Regions from separate parts of the Homo sapiens genome. Here region 1 is linked to region 2. A link is a loop called in an ENCODE intact Hi-C map of the cell type or tissue named here. Cell type or tissue: mammary epithelial cell. All regions are shown on one strand. Each heading gives the region's core, and the rest is flanking DNA. Links, peaks and the distances in the headings are about the cores only.

What was found. Hi-C counts contacts between places; a loop is a spot of excess contacts. Peaks named below come from ENCODE experiments on the same cell type or tissue, not always from the same donor. Only the 100,000 strongest peaks of a DNase experiment are listed, where the experiment ranks them.
Region 1: a loop joins it to region 2, with 9 times the contacts of the local background. A loop is called at or near these places in 10 of 110 quality-filtered maps.

The regions. Positions count from the first base shown.
Region 1 is chr3:86,972,528-86,975,460 of GRCh38, reverse strand. The region is part of intron 2 of VGLL3 (vestigial like family member 3); the gene reads left to right. Among named protein-coding and RNA genes, the nearest start is that of VGLL3, 17 kb to the left of the region's middle. In mammary epithelial cell, for the core only: no CTCF peak of the experiment used is centred there; a DNase peak (open chromatin) is centred at 1,800; H3K27ac peaks cover 1,814 bases.
Region 2 is chr3:86,784,360-86,787,292 of GRCh38, reverse strand. No RefSeq gene overlaps it. Among named protein-coding and RNA genes, the nearest start is that of VGLL3, 210 kb to the left of the region's middle. In mammary epithelial cell, for the core only: a CTCF peak has its summit at 1,734 (motif pointing left); no DNase peak of the experiment used is centred there.

The DNA.
Region 1 (2,933 bases), core at 243-2,742, 190 kb before region 2:
TAAAGTTCTGTAATTTCAAAGGTATTATTTGCTTTTCTTAGATCTTTGTCATAATTGTCTTAAGTTGTGAATTAGACAGATTTAGATAAATATATAAAACTTGTGTAGGATTTATAGGAAAGCCACAAACGATAATTAAAAATATAGAAAATGTCTTAAAGAAGAGGTTCAATAAAATGAGACTCACATTTTTATTCTCATAAAATGAGAGAGTTGGTGACAATTTAATATTAATTGGCAAAGCTACACAGGATTGGAAAATACAGTCTTTGGAGTCCATTTGTTTTAGATTCATGTTCCAGCCTTTACCTTCTGGTTGCAATGTGATCTTGGATTACTAAATTGAAATCTCTTACATCAACTTCCTCAACTGTAATATGTGTTTATTGATACCCATCTCATAGAGTTATTGTAAAGATTTTTAAATAATGTATATGAATAATTTAGCATAGAGCTTGACTCAAGGTGCTAAATGAAAGCCAGATGCCTTTTCTCTCTTCCTTAAGTAAGTTTCCACTCATTTGACACATAGAAAACAAACCCTGAGCCTTTATCCAGGAACATTGTTTTCTGGAACTTTGTGTTTTTGGTACAAAACACACAGTCTTAGATAATAGTAGATACTAAAGGCTAATGATAATGTTAGTGGCCATGGCAATGATGCTTAGAAAGGAACTGCTGACCGAGTATTAAAGGGTCTAGTTTACAGCATAAAGTTATTACAGTGCCACAGAAGTGCTACCATGCTACAAACAAATTTAATAACTGAATCGTGTTTGACTAAGAATATATTTACACGGTAAATCTTTAGACAAAGAATAGTGTGTCAGCTAATAATGAAAGAATGGTTATACTTTGAATGTATATCTCCTTCATGAAGCTAGGTAAGTTTTTTTAGGTGTTTTTCAGCTGTAAGGCAAACAATGATAGGAAGTATATGTATTTTACTTGGCACAATGTCTTATCAGTTACCTCTAATCCTGCTATATATTCTAACAGGGTTGAAAGAATTTCATTTCTTTCCATTAAGAAAACCTAACTAGCTGGGCGTGGTGGCTCATGCCTGTAATCTCAGCACTTTGGGAGGCCGCGGCCGGGCAGTTCACCTGAGGTCAGGAGTTCGAGACCAGCCTAGGCAACATTGTGAAACCCCATCTCTACTAAAAACACAAAAAATTAGCCAGGCAAGGTGACAGCCACCTGTAATCTCAGCTACTTAGGAGACTGAGACAGGAGAATCGCTTGAACCCGGGAGGTGGAGGTTGCAGTGAGTCGAGATTATGCCATTGTACTCCAGCCTGTGTGACAGAGTGAGACTCTATCTAAAAAAAAAAAAAAATAACAAACCTAATGAATATGATTGGTCCCTTATCTCCATACAAATATATGTTTCTTGATACCCTTCTCCTAGAGTTATTATAAAGATTTTAAAAATAATCTATATGATTAATTTAGCACAGCGCTAAACATTGGTTTCAAATATGCCTATGCACTGATCTTTACAGAAATGAGTCTGTGTGTATCTGTAGAAAAGGGCAGGAGCTATGTCAAGCCATAGCAGAGTAAATCACTGACTTAAAACCATACAGAATGCTAATCTTACTGATATTGCAGTTGCAAAGAAAATCATCTGTTGGCTCATTGATGTACATAGGGTCTGCTTGGGCAATTCATTCTCATGGGAAAAAGCTCTCAAAATAAATACGAAACCTAAATAGTCAAATGGAGAAAGGAAAAGGAGGGCCTGTCTGATGAGCTGGCTGATACTGGAAATGAACAGAATGTCCATAGGACCAAGACATGGGGAAAAAAGTGAGGCGTGACTAATCTCACCCTGCTGCCTCCAAGGAGTATCGGCCTCTGACATCATCCCTTGAAACTCTCATTGTAGAGTCACAAGGCCCATTTTGAGCAACTCTAGAAGAAAGTAACTAGAAGGCAATCTTTGGACATAATGGTAATGCATAATTACTGAATGACAGAAAACACTGGAACACATGTCATTTCACTTCTGACCCAGCCATTTATTTTTATGGGAAGAACAACAAGAGAATGGCAATGAAATTACAGCAAGAACACTTTAGCTTAAGAATTGAGTAGAATTTTGTTTTTTAACTGATATTAATAAAAAATGTAAAAATGTTACCTTTTAGCATTTAATAATCATATTTTAATCAATATTGATTCTAATGTGTTTTCTGGAAATTTTTAAGATGACTTAGAGTTTCTATAACACTTCATTGTCCCATTTTCCTTTTAATTTAGTTTTTGTTATTTTCAAAATTAATAAGCTGTATCATTCTTTAAATTTTGAATCTTATCTTTCTTAAATTTTTTACTCGGAGATTTTAAAAAATTTTTTTGGAGGTAATGTGTGTGTGTGTGTGTTTTTTTTAAGAGACATTTACAATCAGTGTAAAAAGTATCCCACTATTGTGAAATTGAAAGAAATACCTGGTATACCATGTTGCAGTCTAAATCAGATAGTGAGATTACTGGGTTTGCTTTTAGTGGATTTTATTAGACAATGTATCAATATTATCATTTTCTTTTTTGTCTAGAAATAAACTCGTGTGTATGTATGTGTGAGTAATATTTTTAACCCCAAATGAAAATTGAACCAAAATTACAGTTGGGCATTTTGTATGTGTTAGACTGTCAGTGTCAACATCATCCAAATATTGGTTAACATCACCTGTATACCAGGTAATATTGAATCCAAACTCACCATATAGTGTTAATAGCATAAAGTATTGTATTTTCTTCACTCACCTGAAATGTAATATTGCATAGAAATAGCCCATGCAGTTTTTCATATGTCTTCTTCATCCAACAAATGTGGCTGTGATTAAGTACTCATAAGCAAAGAATCATGTAATGAAAAAAATTTACATACATATGAAATAAGCACACTGGTTCTCAGGCATGAAACA
Region 2 (2,933 bases), core at 242-2,741:
GGTGAAGAGGACAAAAAAGACCAAGGCCTTAGAAAGACGTTGGCTATAGTGCTGCGGTGCTGCATAGTCACCAAGGAATCTAAGGAATCTTGGGTGCATGAGGAGGGCTGTGAGGACAGGGTGTGTAGGAAGGCAAAGGTAAAAATGGATTTGGAGAGGAAAAACATAGAGTCAATTATTGGAGGCCTGTGAAAGATTGAAAGGTAGCTGGAATGGAATTACTTCAGTAAGTAAATAAGAAAGTTAGAATGTGAAAGTAAAGTGGGATGTTTAAAATGCAGATTTTTGGCTGGGTGTAGTGTCTCATACCTATAATCCCAGCACTCTGGGAGGCCAAGTGGGGATGATGGCTTGAGGCCAGGAGTTCAAGGTTAGCCTGGGCAACATAGCGAGGCCATATCATTACTAAAAATAAAAACAAAAATTAGCTGAGTGTGGTGGCATACCTATAGTCCCAGCTACTCAGGAGGCTGAGACAGGAGGATCACTTGAGCCCAGGAGGTTGAGGCTGCAGTGAGCCTTATGGTGCCACTATACTCCAGCCTGGGAAACAGAGCGAGACACTGTCTCAAAAATATAAATAAATAAAATAAAAATAAAATGCAGATTTTTGACATGGGAATTAAAGAGATGAAGACAAGATCCAGGAGTGGAGCAGGTCAAAGATTTTAGATGGATCCGTGTTGAATTTCCACCAATGATGACTGAAATAGCAATGAAGAAATCAGTGAGCCAAGTACTAACGGCGATGATCAATGGAGAGTGTTGTTATGCATTTTCACTTAAAAGGTTAAAAAGTGAGGGATTCTTTATACTTTAATAAGGCACTGTCTTCGTCTTTTCTGGAAACTGTGGGCTAATAACTTAGCTTTTGGAGATAAATAACTTCTCTCTGTTTATCACACCACAGAACAATCCACATGAGCTATTAATGGGGAGTGACTCTGCATGTGATATCAGAAGGCCTGAAAGAATACTGATAAAATCTGAGAAATATTCGCGCGTACACACATCTATGGACGATTCCAACTGCTCGGTGGATGTAACAAAATTAGACTATTTCTCAGAAATAATCTAGTGTTTGTTTTCTAATTTATAACAAAAGTTCAAGCAGTGGAGTTTAAAAAATTAGAATCATTTCAGTCTAGAACATAAAGTTCTCCTAAATGGACACTTTAAAATAGTGTTCAGGAAGCTAAAAATATCTATATAATACAGTCAATTTAGTTTATCAAGGAAGTTGAGAAAGCAGATTAGAACACATCTTACTTTGACGTGTACATTAAATCACTTATTAACAGTTTATTCTTTGGTCTAAATATGTATAGCAGAATAATATGAAGGTAGGCCCAGAGATAAAACTAGCAGTAATATGAAAAAGTGTCATGAAAGTTTAAATATGTAAAACTGGATTGTGTATACTGTTATATAACATTTTATCTATTAAAGGACTATAGAAGACTCGGGTAGAACATATTTAGAAAAAAATTATTTCCTGATTGGCATAAGTATTGATTTGACTTACAATATATTGCTGTATTGACAGGTGACTGAGTTTTTTAAACAACCAGCAAAGAAACTTACATATTCCCTTTATAAAGCACAGCTTGCTTAAAATAGTAGCATATTCTTAAAGTCCCAATAAATGGAGGATTTCTGTGTAGCTGACCAGACTGTTAAATCATAAAACTATAATATAAGCAGTTAAGTTTGCCATCTATTGGTGAAACAAACACAGTGTAAGCATACCAGAAAAGTCGTAGTCTAAAGGCAAGTTATATGAGCATTTTTTTTTGTTATATAAGGTAACATTTCACCATATCAAAATATTCTAATTTATCCATAGAAAAATCAGTCTCATTACTGCTATGACATATTCCAGTCATTGAAAGGATACTAGATCTGGAATCCTATACCATGGTTCTTTTCACAGCTTTTAATGTGCAGTGTAACCTTGTACAAGTTGTTTAACTTCCTATGTCCCACTTTCATTCTATACAAAAATCAATTATGAGGGTGATAGCAGCAATTCATCAGTTCCTTTAAGTTCTAATATTTTATAAATTTTATAACATGAATATATGAGTAGATGCAGACATTGTCACATTTAATGGAGTTCAATTTTAATTTTCCTTTTAGGTAAGAGACATACATATTTTTCTGATGTAAACTCTAGAAGCCACTGTACAAAAGGCTTATTTTAGGAGCATAGAAATTACTCAGTATATTGTAATTGAATGCATAAGTGAATGGGTAAAACACAAAATGAAATGTTTTATAATTTTATAATTCTATACCTCCTTACTCTGTGTAATCATTAAATTTTATCAATCTGTGGCACATGGTTTACTGATTGTCTAAGTTGGAAAACTTTTCTCTTTGGAGCAGAAACAAAAGTAGAAACAAAGAATGTATTTAAATTAAATAAATCAAATCATTTATGTAAATTTGTTTTATATAATATATAAAATAATAGTCATTTTTGTTTTTTCATGTTTAAATGATAGAAAAATTAAAATTTCTCTTTGAACAACATTGCAAACAAAATGAATTACCATTTTCCTAATCCATTTGAAAAATACTATTTTTAAGAAATCATGATGTCTTGTATTGAGTATTACAGGGAAGCCAACTGAAGGCAGGCAAATGGTACAAGTTTTCAGGACATGGTTAAGATGCTTTCATTCTTCTGGGATTTACTCTTAAAACATAATCAGAAATATGTAATATGTATATCCAGTGTTATTTGAAACATTGCATATTTGTTAACAACTAAATATAACAGTAGGTGTATGGCTATTCTAAATTAGTTATAGCTCCAAAGAACATAGATAGAATATAAAAATTCAGGGAATATGGTCATAACATTTATGGTACATTCATCAGTCATCACAGTTGATATCTTTGGTAGCAGGAAAAAAAATTTAAATGTC